Regions from separate parts of the Homo sapiens genome. Here all the other regions are linked to region 2. A link is a loop called in an ENCODE intact Hi-C map of the cell type or tissue named here. Cell type or tissue: heart left ventricle. All regions are shown on one strand.

What was found. Hi-C counts contacts between places; a loop is a spot of excess contacts. Peaks named below come from ENCODE experiments on the same cell type or tissue, not always from the same donor. Only the 100,000 strongest peaks of a DNase experiment are listed, where the experiment ranks them.
Region 1: it touches region 2 in a loop (2.2-fold over the local background); 13 of 110 quality-filtered maps call a loop at or near these places.
Region 3: a loop joins it to region 2, with 3 times the contacts of the local background. A loop is called at or near these places in 28 of 110 quality-filtered maps.

Annotation. Positions count from the first base shown.
Region 1 is chr2:12,916,371-12,921,370 of GRCh38, reverse strand. No RefSeq gene overlaps it. Among named protein-coding and RNA genes, the nearest start is that of MIR3125, 180 kb to the right of the region's middle. In heart left ventricle, no CTCF peak of the experiment used is centred here; a DNase peak (open chromatin) is centred at 2,300; H3K27ac peaks cover 2,804 bases.
Region 2 is chr2:12,802,570-12,807,569 of GRCh38, reverse strand. No RefSeq gene overlaps it. Among named protein-coding and RNA genes, the nearest start is that of MIR3125, 68 kb to the right of the region's middle. In heart left ventricle, a CTCF peak has its summit at 2,907; no DNase peak of the experiment used is centred here; H3K27ac peaks cover 1,467 bases.
Region 3 is chr2:12,730,730-12,735,729 of GRCh38, reverse strand. The region is part of intron 2 of TRIB2 (tribbles pseudokinase 2); the gene reads right to left. Among named protein-coding and RNA genes, the nearest start is that of MIR3125, 4.1 kb to the left of the region's middle. In heart left ventricle, no CTCF peak of the experiment used is centred here; DNase peaks (open chromatin) are centred at 669, 1,729, 2,969 and 3,579; H3K27ac peaks cover 4,736 bases.

The DNA of each region.
Region 1 (5,000 bases), 110 kb before region 2:
TTCGATAAACATCAAAAATATAAGGAGCACAGAAATCAAGTGAGTGGGTGCCCTTCTTTCCCGTCCATTACCATTCCCAAAGATGGCCCACCGATGCTGCTTTATTCTGGGAGTCTTGAGCCTTCAAGAGCTCTCATGTCCCAACCTGTCCTTAAGACACAAGGAGAGATTTAGTGCCAAGCTGAGGTAGGACATCCACCTTGAGTGGCTATAGCCACACAGGTCTGTTGCTCAGTATCACGGCAGAAAGAACAGACCTAATGAGTCAGAAGCTTCATTTTTACAAGACCCCAGGTCAATCATATCACGTTAAAGTCTGGAGCAGTTTGGTATGGCCCTGAGTTGGTAGCATACCAGGTGAAGACAATTGTGTGTGTGAGCCAAACCTTTTAATTAGTTTGAACTGATAGAAAACAGAATCCAATTTAGTTACCAATGAAGAAAAACAACTTGGATATCTGGAGTCACATCAGATGTTTGAGGATGATCTTCAGGTTTACTTCCAACTTCACTTTGGAATCACCTGGAGAACTTTTTAAAAATACACAGCTGAACTATTCGCAGTAGGAAAAACATGGAATCAACCCACTCAAATGCCCATCAATGATAGACTAGATAAAGAAAATGTGGTACATACACACCATAGAATACTATGCAGTCATAAAAAGGAAAGAGATTATGTCCTTTGCAGGGACATGAATGAAGCTGGAAGCCATTATCCTCTGCAAACTAATGCAGGAACAGAAAACCAAAAACCACATGTGCTCACTTATAAAAGGAAGCCGAACAATGAGAACACATGGACACAGGGAGGGGACAACACACACTGGGATCTGTCAGTGGAAGGTGGCGTGAGAGAACAATATCAGAAAAATTAGCTAGTGTATGCCGGGCTTCATACCTAGGTGATGGGTTGACAGGTGCAATAAACCATCATGGCACACATATACCTATGTAACAAACCTCTACATCCTGCACAGGTACCCTTGTACTTAAAATAAAATCAAATTAAAATTAAATACACAGACGGGCCACACACACTGGATATTCTGAATTAATTAGTCTGAGGTGGGACCAGGGAATAGGTGTTTTAAAAATCTCCAGTGGTGGTTCTGATGCATAGTGATGTTTGAGAACCATTGATCTCAGTAAGAGCAGAAAAAGCCCAATGGAGGAAAGTGATGGATCAACCACACGTAGCACTGGAACTACAGCTGAGGTTTGTGGACAGCTAGTAAGCACCCTTTAAAATCTCACTGTGTCCTTATGTGCCCGAAGTTCATCCCCAAACGTTTGATGTGACTCCACATATCCAAGTTGTCTTTCTTCATTGGCAAGTAAATTGGGTTCAGTTTTCTATCAGTTCAAACTAACTAAAAGTTGGTCAAACCTGCAGAGCAGTGAAAAGTAAGGATCTCCCCTTTTCCGGGGATTATGTTTAATGGTTCATTACGTAAAATAGACTTCCTGCCATGTGGGAGGTACTGTGCTTGGACCACAGAAGTGGGACCAACAAAGAATCTGAAATTACTTTGCCATTTAGTGAGCCCTATTCCCACGTGCATGGCCATAGGGCACATCCAAAGAAAGCTAATGGGGCCAGGAGTATTAAGACAAGGAGGTGGAGCAATTCATTCTCCAATTTCCCTGAAGATATCACACACATGCACTTTGCTCAGGAAGTGGTCTCTCACCTAATCCCTGAAACATTAAAAATATTGTAATAGCCTTAGAAAAAGAAGAGAAATTTATATCTTTAAACCTGATAGAAAAAAAGCATATTTAAGCATTTAAATATTGCTAAAGGAAAAACTTTTTTATTAATTAAAAAATATATATCAAAGAAAACGTATACGTTTTAGGAAGACTATGTTTTACGATTTTTAAATTAATAAGTAGTTAATACTGTAATTGTTTCTTTGCATAAAGGAGCTATTATATAAAATGAGTATATTTAAGATAACCACATACTCATTCCTTTCCTTTCTTGATATGCAGTACATTTTCTTTAGAAGCCAAATTTGTGCTTTGGAAAAGGCAGCTGAATAGCCAAAGTTGTAATTTTATGAAACCACAAAAGACTCTTCTAAAGGAATCTGACTTGAAAACACACTGCAAGGAAATTAATAGTCTCAGTTCAAACATCCTCTTTAATCCATCTCGTTTTGCCTCTTATAAAAAAGAGAAGAATGCAGTTGTCAGGCTGACTTAGGAGAAGGACAAGTATTGGGCAACATGCTGTTGGCGTGAGGCTATGGAACTTCTTTCTGGGGTATCTCAGCAGCCTTCGGGGAGCTGCCAGGGCAGAGACGTGTTGTGTGTCATTATCAATTTGCACTCTGATTTCCTAACAATTCAAGAGGCCTTTTGACAAAAGCCTCCATTTAGATCTAATAATAACTCTGGATTTTTGCTAAACGTCTCACAACCTGGGAACAGGCCCAATTGCTAAACATACTTGCACTGCATGAGTTTCTTTTACTGAGCCCAGAGGGGACGGCCAAGCAGACTAGAAAATGTGTGCGGGGGAAATGTTCTCCCTTTTAAAAGTTATTTTCAAAAGAATTTCTTCAGTTCATGTATGAAGTCCACCTGAAAGATTATCGTAATTGTAGAACAACTGCGGGTTGTCGAGTCCTAGCTGGGATTATAGCAGCTAAAATTCAATAGCTGTGCTTTTCCTATTGCATCATGTAATTGTAATATCTAATGGATTGACCTACTTCCCCAACTTAGTCACAGAACATGTAGTCCATTTCCAATACGCTGCAATATCCACGTAAACCTTCCTATGTCCTGAGGGGTGTATTCAAAATCTATCATACTCGATTTCTATTGATTTTTTCTCATAAGGATACACAGAAATGCCTCAGCCCCTTTGTGTCTCAAAATATTTCTTGAATTTGTTCAAAGAGAACAGTATTTCTTAATTGCCTCTTTCTTCTAATCAAGTTCTTATCGTTAAAGTAAATATTCAACATTCCTTTGAGAATTTTTCATGTTGTCATATGAGAGCCACATTTCCCAGCTTGGGCAAATTGTAAAGGAGAAGAATAGGGGAAAAAGTCAACAGAAATGGGGACTGGTGTGCTGGTATGGGAAGGGACAGGATGGATGGCAGAGTCCAATTCCAAGATCAGTAAGTGTGCCATGGCTTTGTTAAAATGTCTTAGATACCTTGCCTTGTCTCTGTAAAACTTCCTTAAGTTCTCAAATCATTTTGCCTTTGCATCCCAATTCCTAATCCATTATTGAATTTAGGTAGGTGTTTTCTTCTTCTCCTGTCTCTTTTGAGACATTGGCATGTCCAGTATGAAGTAGGGAGAGGCCCAAGGAGGAAGCAGATAAACTCAAGCTATCAAAAACAAAAACAAAAGAAAATTCCCAAACTACTGTTCTGTTACTTTTAGTAGTTCATTCAAAGGGCATTAATGAAGCAGAAGGTTGAAATAATGGATTAAAATTTAGTTTACCATCTCTTTGGAAATGTAATAGTTTCCAGTTATTTAATTGCTTGCATGTGCTGGATATGAGGTTTACATCATGGCGCCAGCATGAAGCAACTTTACATTATGTCTAGTTGGATTACCCAACTGGAACTAGAGCACCTTTAAAAATCTTCCCAAGCATTGGTCATCCAACCTCTCTCTGGACATTTCCAGAGACACAACACTCCTGATGTAAGTCTAGCAGTCAGCTCATTGCATAGGTGGTGAGTCCAAAAACATTAGAATGTGGTTCCTTACGTTGAGTTTGTCTAGCATTCCAGGAATGTCCTCTTTAGGGGATCACTTCCATACTCTGGAGGGTAAGAAAAAAATCCATATTCTTTTCTACATGACTGCTTCTTGGGGAGAGTTGATTCCAAAATTATGTCAATATTTGTTTAGACTAGAGCTTTTGAAATGCCATATAAACTTCTATGAATAGAGTGCCATCATGGAAAAAGGCCTTTAGCAATTCATCACATTTGTTTCCATTACTAAACGTAAGAGACAAGGTACTTCTACAGGAGGAAGAGACATTTTAGTACTTAGTATATATTCAGGTTCTTTCTATACAGCAATTGAAAATCAATAAAAAGTACTTTAAAGTATTCACAATTTAGACTTACATATTCTCTTTTTTTGGGAATTAATCCTAAGGAAATCAGCCAAAATTTTGGAAAAGTTTATAATTCATTTCTATTTTCCAAAAGTTTTTTTAAAGAACATACTTTTTAGTGTTAAAAGTTGTATTCTTTTAAAAGGGTCTAGAAAAGCTAAATCTTTAAGAAGGACACTGAAAGGACACAGAGTGACTAAGCTCACTTTTTTTCATGTTAAAGAATGTTTATTTTACTATTTTGCATTTTCTCTAATGTCTGAAATCAATTTAGTAAACCATATATTCACTTAGGCCTCACTTTATTACTCAGTAACATGAAAAACAAGGTAATGATGGAATCTTACAAATTCAATATTTGCTAACCACTGCAGAAGGCATGGGTCCCATTCTATCAAACACTGTTAATTTAGCAGACTAAGCCTGTATTGACAGTCTTAATCTTAACCTAATGATCTGTTTATTTAACAATTATCATTAGAAACCTCTGGCTGCACAGGAAAGGATGTTCAAAATACTACATAATTTTGGGATGCTGAGGTGGGTGGATTATTTGAGGTCAGGAGTTTGAGACCAGCCTGGCCAACATGGTGAAACCCTGTCTCTACTAAAAATACAAAAAAAAAAAAAAAAAATCAGCCAGGCATGGTGGTGCACACCTGTAATCTCAGCTACTTGGGAGGCTGAGGCAGGAGAATCACTGGAGCCTGGGAGGTGGAGGTTGAGGAAAGGCAGAGGTTTCAGTGAGCCAAGATAGCACCACTGCACTCTAGTCTGAGCAAGAGAGTGAGACTCTGTCACAAAACAAAAAACAAACAAACAAAAAAACCTAAATAATTATTCCTGGGCACAATTTTCACAAACAAGATTGTGTGCAGTTTTGTACTGCAAAGACA
Region 2 (5,000 bases):
CCTGCTCCAAGACACACTCATGGGTGTATGCACCAGCGTTGCCCTCTCACCAAAACTAGTTGGGATTTACCACTCCCTCAGTGGTACTAGCTGTCTGACTGTTAGCTATTGACAAGGTGGCAGAAGAAACATTGATTTACCCGAAGCTTCTAATAATTTTGTCTTGTGCATCCTCCAATCACTTATTCTAAGCCACTCTTGAGAGTTCACATAGACTCTGAGCTGGACGAAACCATAGCAGCATTGAACTCAAGTCTCTCACCATACAGATGTGAGAAGAGATTGGGCTCCATAAGGCGCAGTGACTGCCTAACTTTGTACAGCCTGGAGAAGTTTATTTTCTTATAAGTAACCCTTGACCATAGTAAGAAGTTATCTGTGGTAGATTATTCTTTTTGCTTCCATCATCTCAATAGTTTTTCCATTTTGCCAAACTCATCAGAGCAATATTGACTATTAAGTTTGTGTGCAGTATACTCCAAAGCCCTGAGCTTCCTGTATTTTAAACATGACGTATTTCAGCTACGGTGCCAGTTACACATGGTTTATAATTCCTGGAACACTCTCCATATGTGTAAATCTGTCAGGCCATGCCTTCCTAAAATGGTAGTTATTAATTTACAAATCAAAGAAAGAAATCTTACCTTTTCCAATCAGTATTTGCATTCCTATTTTACCACCAAATGTGCTATCTTAGAGAGGTTAAGCCATTTTTTCTCAAGGTGGTATCACTAAGCAGGGGTGGAGCTGGAATTGTGAAGTGAGCTTTGTCTTTACTTTTTCCAGTATATACAGATATTGTTCCAGCACGGGAACACAATTAGTTTCCTCTGTAGGCTGACTTCATTTCCAGTGCTGCAATGGAGTGGGAGCTGACCTCGCAGCTGGAAACATCAGCCAGGAATCAGCGTGGAAGGGTTATGTTTTTTCCATGAAAGTAGGATCTAAAGTGGATGACAGAGGTATTAATACATGTGGTAAGTGTTCAAAGAAAATTATTTTCTGCCTCAAAATATAAACTAGAATAAATGGAGCTGTAAAACAGTATGAAGTCAGGATTTACTGTTGTTCATTGAACATGCTTTTGCTCACTCTTGTATTTTCACAACACACTGGCATCCACTATTCTACTGCCATTGTAGACACTGGATAAATAAAAATCACATGAGCCAGTGTAGAAATAAAAAAAAATTAAGAGCCCATCTATGCATCCCAATTAACCTACCAGCAAGAATCTAAAAGATTCTGAGAACTTAATTTGTCTGCTACTTTGGAATGTGGAGCAGAAGCTTAGAAAAGGAATGAGTAGAAGAAGTCAGACATCAAATTATGAGTTTAGACAAATTTATAAGGTATGTGAAAGGCCATTTAAGCTACTGACCCCATAAGGGTTTCTTTCCAGAAATGGCCTTGCTAAGGAGTTACTAAGCTTCTTCTTGCACACCTCCACTGATGGTGATATCACTACCTTCAAAATACTCCATGCACTACTGCTCAGATGTTAATGTTGGAAAGTGGTTTTTTCAATCTAGACTAGACTTGACTTCACTTATCGTTTATCCATTGATCTTTGTCCTCTCTCTTGTGTCACATGAGGCATCGAATTGTTTTTTCTTTTTTTTGAGACGGAATCTCGCTCTGTCACCCAGGTTGGAGTGCAGTGGCACAATCTTGGCTCACTGCAAGCTCCACCTCCCGGGTTCACACCTGACTCAGCCTCCCGAGTAGCTGGCACTACAGGTGCCCACCACCGTGCCCAGCTAATTTTTTCTATTTGTTGGTAGAGACGGGGTTTCACTGTGTTAGCCAGGATGGTCTCGATCTCCCGACCTCGTGATCTGCCCGCCTCGGCCTCCCAAAGTGCTAGGATTACAGGCGTGAGCCACCATGCCCGGCCCAAATTGTTTTTTCAAAAGACTCCCTTCCCTGTTACTGCTTGTAAAGAGTGGGATGTTTGTGGCCAGTGTCATCAATAGGCAAACAGTGTATTAAGTCTCCTTACTTCTCATTTGTCTGTCACTTAATAGGGTAAATGCTTTTAGATAACATAATTTCATATTATTTGATGAGAATTGATTTCTGAGCACAAGCAGATAGCTCTAATTTCATTTTACCAGCTTTGAAGTTATCAAAATACTGTAAATTAAATAATTCCAAGAAGACTTGCAAAATGATATGTGAGATAGGCAGAAAAGAGGCTTAAAGTCCTAAATAGTTACAAGCAGGAGTCCAACCACACACCATTTTACTCCAAAGTCCTGCCTTAGAGGACATTCTGGTTGTTACCAGCCTAGTAAAGATATCTTGCCATCAGCACCACAAACACCTTCTCAACTTTGCATATTCAGCAGAAGGACTCAGCAATGATTAGGCATTTTCTTTTTGATGTAACTTAATGAAGGCATGAAAACAGATTCCTTTCTGAGCAAAATTGAACCTAATAGCATGTGATCCCACTTTTTCCTACCAAAAAATCATTTAACATGAAAAAAAGATATGAAAGACAAAGGAGCAGATTTTAAGTCTATAAACATTCTATTTTACAGAGACTGTGTTTATTTTCAAATTTTACATGCACAAAATAGCACTTAATAAACTACAAACTATCCAAATTTGGCAAAAACAAAGATTTTCATAATATATATCTGAAGAAAACTAGCTTAAAATCAAAAGGTTAGTATTTCATTACAGAAAAAAAATGTAATTTAATTGTTCTATTTTTATGAATTTTTAATTTGAGCTGATTAATACTGAATGTATTAACCATTCAGAAATAATTTTCTTGGGGCACTGACAATTGTATTCTTTTCTAATTTAATCCAAAACCCACATTTTCCATTTTTGCTTTACAATATATTAATACTTTGATTTCTTCTTCTTTTTGAGGTCTCTGGGTGTGCTGTGCTGCCCTCTGGCCGTCTCTGTCACTGCCTATTTTGGCAGTGAGTATTCTGGCCTGAAGCATCTGGAATACAGAGTCTGAAATCTCAGATATTTTTGATGGTTGATCACCTCTCTTTGGGCATTTTTTTTTACCACTACCTTGAGGTTCTAGGAGTGGGAAGTAAAAATAACTCTCTTCAAAACGTTTGACAGTGCTTGTCACAGAACACATATCTAATAAATGCTGATTTAATGGGTTCAGGGAACAGAGAGTGAGAGGCTTGTGACATTATCCAACACAATTGAGCAACTATCCAGCAGTGCCCCACTCCTTTCTAGGGAATATCTCATATCCATCATTTCTGTTTCTTGAGAATCCACCCATAAAATAAAACTAGGCCTATTTTGATATCTTGCTGAAGGACATTCTTCAATAGGTATAGACCAATGAGAGCTCAAGTTAAACATTGTAGAGGATATTAGTCATGGAAGTGTGAAGAATTACAATAAAAAATAATTCACACTGAATTTCAAAGTGAATTTGTTGCTAGTCTATTTTATCAATTATCTTTCCAAACATTGAATCTATCTTGGAATGTCTTGATTTTAAAAAACTCTTTTTTAAAAAGTGAGAAAGATTAACTTGCTCTCTATGGGTAGGCTTTTTGATGAGATGCTTTATAGTTCAGGCTAATGACCCTTTCTGTATTTCTGCAATAAAACAGTCACTGATTGGAAAAGGTAAGATTGATTTCTTTGATTTGTAAATTAATAACTACCACTTTAGGAAGGCATGGCTTGACAGATTTACACATATGGAGAGTGTTCATTATCCCAAAGATGACAGGACAAGAGATCTTTTGGTGATCTGTGGTAATAGATTTCTAAAATAATGCCACAAAGAATACATCATGATGCAATAATGCACCAGGCATATGAATGAAAACAGATGTTATATAGAACACTCTTTCAGATGCACATGTGCACATGTAGAATTAATTACATTGCTTTCATAGACATTCCACAGATGTTACTAAAGGGTTAATGTAAATAGCTAGAAATTGTCTTATTTTGGTTGAATAAATAAAAATAAAATAAACTACATAATTTCCTTGTGTTAAAATTCTTGTTACTCAGGTCACAGTCTCTCTTTATTTTCAACTTACCAGTCATGTTGAGAAAGTTTCAAATTAGACTCAAAGTCTGTTAAGGAAAAAGGCAACAAAATCAACAACACTAAATAAAAATTCTTGTTTTATGTGATAAAGATATATATGTATATAAATATGTGTGTTTATATATATATGTTTATCATACATATGAGAAACTCAGCTTTAACAACTGTTCAGCATTCAATATCAGAAATAGTTCAGAAAATGTGAGATATTCTGGAGACTTAAAACCTCCCATCTTCAAATTCCATTTTGCTAAGACAGAAATACCCAATTTGTAAGTTGTCTCTGTTTTTCTACATTCCTTGTGAAAGGAAGACAGAAAGCCATAAGGTGAAAAGTGGTCAAGGGACTCTCAGCACCCATCTCATTGTGGTCTTCCAGGAAGTCCATCAGAGCCAATGAGGGAAAATATGTTATAGGCTCACAGGCAACCCTTGGAGAAGTGCCATTGAACCTCATACTTCAGGTGCCACCTTGAAAATGAGAGCATTCCAAAGGAACAGTCATCCTTTCATAGGGAAGTTTGTGTTTTTTCACTATCAGCCTTCTGTGTGCTTCTCAGTCTCACCTCACACCTCCTTATTCTATCCCATAATCTACACTCTGGCCACAGCGAGCTGCATGCAGATCCCCACATTCCTTTGTGTATATACTGTTCTGTCCGCTGGGAATGCTTTTTCCCACTGTCTATGTGACTGAGCTAATTCCCACTTACCCTTCAGAGCTTAGAATAGGAAACATGTCTTGTAGAAAACTTTTCCTGGGTTCCATGGTCCTCTTCTTTGTTCTGTGGGAAGGATCAGATGAAACAGAGGTGAAAAGACTCCAGGAGAGTTCCTAGGTCTGCTGTTTACTGACTGCCAACTAACTAGCATTGTGTAAGGACTGGTCTGTTTGGCTTAAATGTACTGGGTAGGACTGGAATACATCCTGGTCCTACTA
Region 3 (5,000 bases), 72 kb after region 2:
GAGGCCACAGAGACCTGGGTTCAAGATCAGGCCTTGAAAATTACAAAGTACCAAACGGCAGATGTCATCTATGTACCTAATGCATGCGAGGCACTTACACATATAGTCTCTTTAAAGTTTAGGAGATCCATTTCCAAGGCAGGTACTATGATTCCTTTTCTCATGGACAATGAGCCTAATGCTCAGAGAGTCTGAGTAGGCTCCTACGGCTGGCAAGGCAAGGCAGTGGCTGGGTGCTCACCTTCCTTAGGCCTGACCCCACCTACTCAAGCAGCTGGCGGAGGAAACCACACCAGGGTTGCTCAGTTCACTAGGCTCCATCAAGGTGCGCTGTACGTGTGCTTCCCCAGTGTCAGGGGACAGCCAATCCTTGGGGCAGGAGCCTGCTCTTTCTCTAGGGGAGAATCTGCATCCCAGGCAGGAGAGGGGCAAAAGAAAAGAGAAGCCGGGAGAAAGGATGGGGAGGAAATGCAGGCTTGCTGGCCTTGGTAGGTCATTCTTTTGACCTTGCTTCCTTCTCAGAACACTGTGAACTTGTTTACAAAACTTCTAGGCAAGGGTCAAGGCAACTGGTCTGGATTACGTCTTTCAACGAGGACCTTTCAGGATGCATACCACGCGAGAGGAATGGAGGGAGGTCTGACAGGCGGGGGTGAGTGTCAGCTCTGGTCACTGTGGACTTGCTGTGTAACTGCAGGGAGGCTGCTGAAGGTCTTTGGGCCTTGGCTCCCTCCTCTGGGAAAGAGGGCTGCCAGTCACGGTCTCAAGAATGTGTATGGGGAGTCCCTGGTGGGGCTCTAGCACATGTCAGAAATGGGAGCAGAAATGAATGAACAGTCTTGCAATGGCTCATGTCCCCTCACAGTCTGGGCATTATGAATTTTCCAGGCAAAGGAGCTGATTTCCATAAAAACCAACAGAAGCATCTGTGGACCTAGTAATTCAAATGTCCCACTAGTCATGCAGGCATGTAAAAGACATTTACCGAGCATTTACTCTGCTTGAGTTCCCCAACTAGGCACTGGGGAGACAGACATGACAAGTAACACCCACCTTCTCAGTTTTTGTGAGAATTAACTGTAATAATGCAAGTACGGTATCTACCGAGGAGCCTAGCATGGTAGATCTGCAAAAAACTGGGGGCAACAATAATGATCGATCTTATTATTAAGAATGAACCTTTGCACCTACCCTCAACCCAAAAGCCTAGTGGAGAAGATAGGTGAGGAAGCACGAAATGCAAGTCCCCAGCATACGGCCGTAGATGTGAATTCTCGTTCCTTCCTGGGTCTTTTGCACTTGTTCCTCCCGCGGGCTGGAATGCTTTTCCCCAGCTCTGTGCCCAGCCCAGTCCCCTCACTTTATTCAGTTCTGACTACAGTAATCAGGATATGCTTCCTGGAAGTGGTGGTACCAGAAACAGTCCGAGAAGAATAAACATTTCCCAAAGAGACAAGGGGTGGAGGGTGGTGGCAATTTTTGTGCCTAAAACGCTGTAAATGACAATGGTTATCTCCAGTAACTTCTCAGGGGAAGAGACATCTCCCTGCCAGCCACCAGCCTGGGGCAGGATTGGTTTGGCCAGAGAAGCTGGATCCCTGCAGGCCTTTTGCAAACTGTGCCTGGCATAGGAAGAGAACAGCCTGCTTTGCTCTCAACCTGCTGAATGAACAAGGCTTACACGTGGGCAGCCTGTGTACTCAATGACGGCCCAGCCCAGTGCCAGGCCTTGTGTCACCGGATCCCGGTGCCAGGTGAGGAAGCCAAAAGCAGCAGGGTGTGGTTCCTCTCCCAGCATCTGTGGAACAGCACAGGTCGGCACTGAAAGCCCCGATTCTCCCCCCACCCCCATCCACTCTCAGCACAGGCTCCAGAGCTCCCTTGCGCCACTAAGTTGAACTACCAGTGTGGCCCCTGGTTCTTTTGGCCTCAGTTTCCCTTCTGTAAAATAAGAACAAATAGCTACAGGGCCTGAAAAGGGCTCGTCTAGCTTCAGAATTCCAGATTTTAAAGTTTCCTTTAATTCTTAAGCTCTAGTGATTACAACACACCATATGATATCCTAATAATAATTATAGTAACAATAATAGAAACTATGTGTGAAGCATCTATAAGATGCTGAGATTACTACAGCTTGCATCCTTATTTCTCAAAACAAAGTAAAAGACAAGTATGATATATGCATGCTACCTAATATATAAGGAAGCTGAGGCACAGGGAATTAAATGCCCTAGGCCATACACAGAGAAACTGAACAAGCTGAGCTCTGAATCTACATCTGGACTCTAACGCCATTGTCCTTTCCAAAATACATTCTGGTACTAAAATCACTGATTTACTTAGGGCCAAAGAAAGAAAAACTTTTAAAGGGAGACCCTGAGATGATGGAGGCAAATCTGGTGCAGTTTATTCAGCACTAGATCTGGTACAAAACCATCCCATTCACAGCTAACTGCTATAGCTCATGAGGTAGATACAGGTGACTAGACCTGCCCATTTACCGGATGAAGAAACTGAGGTAACAGAAAGTAGATGTGACTTGTCCAAGGCCACCTCGCAAGCCAGTGACAGAGCTGGGATTCAAACCCCGGTTTTTAACTCCAAGTTTAGTGCTCAATCCACAAGATCAAAAATAGTATCCACAAGCAAATCATGCCGTATTTTCCAATCTTTAAACAGCACTGTGGGCCCTTGGCAGGAAGAGATCAGGACAGGGTGGGCCAGGGTGGGGCTGAGCTGGGAGTTCAGCCAGACAAAGTGGGCCTGGCAGGGATGGGAAGTCCGGTGGCCTAAGGTCAGTGAAATCCAGAGAAGTCACTGAAGGCCGTCCAGTCAGGCGGTCCAGATAGGCTTAAGGGTCAAGTGAAAAGGTCAGCTGCTGCCAGATCTGACCTTGCCCTGACTGTTACTGAAAAAGTCCTCTGGGCAGCCAGTCCAGCTGTGAAAGCCAGGGTCCCGCCCGGGGCGGCTGCTACCAAGGGCCTGGGAAGGACCACCTGGCACCATTGGCACCATCATGCCGGCCTGGCAGCTGCATTAGAACGTCACAGGCCACTAAACGATGCCAAATAAATTGTCGTTCACTTAATTCTGGTTCATGTATGCACAGACTTTTCCAACAGTCACCTCTGAGAGCCACCTCTGCACCAAGTCTTGGAGAGTCAGTGAACCACCCCAACTCCTACCTCAAATGGCCCACAAATTAGCAGGGAGAGCAACAGGTGAGCCACGGGGGAAGCATCTCAGGGCATCGTGGTGGAGGGAGAGATGTCTATAGGGAGAGAATATGCCTCTTGTGACCTTACAACACCACACAATCTGGAAGGTGGGTGTGCCCACACCGATTTGATGCAGGAGACTACAGCAGCTTAGAGACAGATGAAGGAACTTGCTTGGAAATAGCACAGTTGGGATGGGAAACCCAATCTGACTCAAATACTCAGGGGTTTTCTGCAGTGCCATCTACCCGGCCACGACGGAATCCCTGCCCTGTCCGCATGCAGGTGCACATTCCTGCCCGACTCCCATCCATGGTGCCTGGATGAACAGGGGAGTCTCATTGTACCCGAACACCTTCCCACGCCCCCATGCAGACACCACACAAGCACAGCCTGCAGGCCGCCAGGGCTTCACAGAGGAAGTCCATCCTGTCGCCATAGGAACAGAAAGGGAAACCCAAGAAAGAGGAAGCCATGCTGACAGGAATTCCTCATCAATGCTCCATTCACTCCCTGCATTGAGACTTTCAGCCATGGCTCCTGAAGAATCCCTCCTCCCCCATATCAGTGGATTGGCCTCTCCGCAAAGCTTCCGCAGGCTCAGTGCTGGCCAGGGGCACCCAGCGATGGTGTTGCTGCCCTGCCCGGTGGCTTAGGAGTGCTTCGGGGTCCAGAATTTTCCCAGTCTTGTTCCAGGTGTGGGGTGGGAGTTCACAGAGTTCAGGGAGGCCTGTGAGTGCATCTCTGCACCCACTCGCAGGGCCAGACAGGGACGCTGCACTTGACAGGGAGCCCCACACAGGCTTGTGGAGATGTGCGCGTAGGCACGTAATGAATGAGATCAAGTCGAAAAACCTGGGTCCTGCACTTGGCTGTGCCATGAACACATTTGAAACCTTGAGTAAGCCCACTCTCCTCCTCATTGTTTGTAAAGATAAAAGTGTCGGGTTTAAACCCCCACTTGTTGCCCCCAATTCTTCAATCCCACTGCCACAGTCTCAGTTTGAGCCACTTCTTCCTAGAACCCATGCCCGGCTGCTTTACCCAGTTCATCTTTCACATGTACTTCCGGAATCACAAACCCATCCCTGCCATCCAGAAAAACCTTTCAATGGTTCCTTCTGGGCTTCAGGTCAAGTTGGAGGTGAGGGGTGTGTCTTTCAGGCCCTGGACTCAGCCTCATCTCTGTCCTGGCACAGGGGACCCTCCAGCAGCACAGCCCTCCCTACACACGGCTCTTTGTGCCTCTGGCTTGACTCATGCCTTCTGGGACCTCCCCATCCCTACTACAGCACTCAAGCCAACCTCGTGCAGGAGGTCATCACCTCCCGGAGGTGACCATTCTCCACACCGTACTCCACTGTTGGAACTGTTAAATAATGCTTACAGCTAAATAACTATTGAATAATGATTACATCCATTAGGCAAGGACTCTCTTGTACTGATTCCTGTACCATCAACACCTAGCACCGTAGGACAGAGTAGGTGCTTAATAAATGTTTGCGAGATAGAATGACCCCCATATCTAAGACTCCCCAACTCCAACATTCTATCTGGAGTTCACGGCATCTAGGCAAGACTCTTCTTATGCATGGCAATGTCTAGAGTCCAAAGAAATTTCAAATAGCCTGGACTCGGTTTCATGATTTAGAGAAACTCCCAAGAGTATTGAGTAGAAAACAACATTGAAAATGAGTTTCCATCCACTGCATTCCACTGTCAATATGGCTAGTTGATTTTTCTTATGATATTCACGCCACGGGACATAAGGGGCTATTTGTA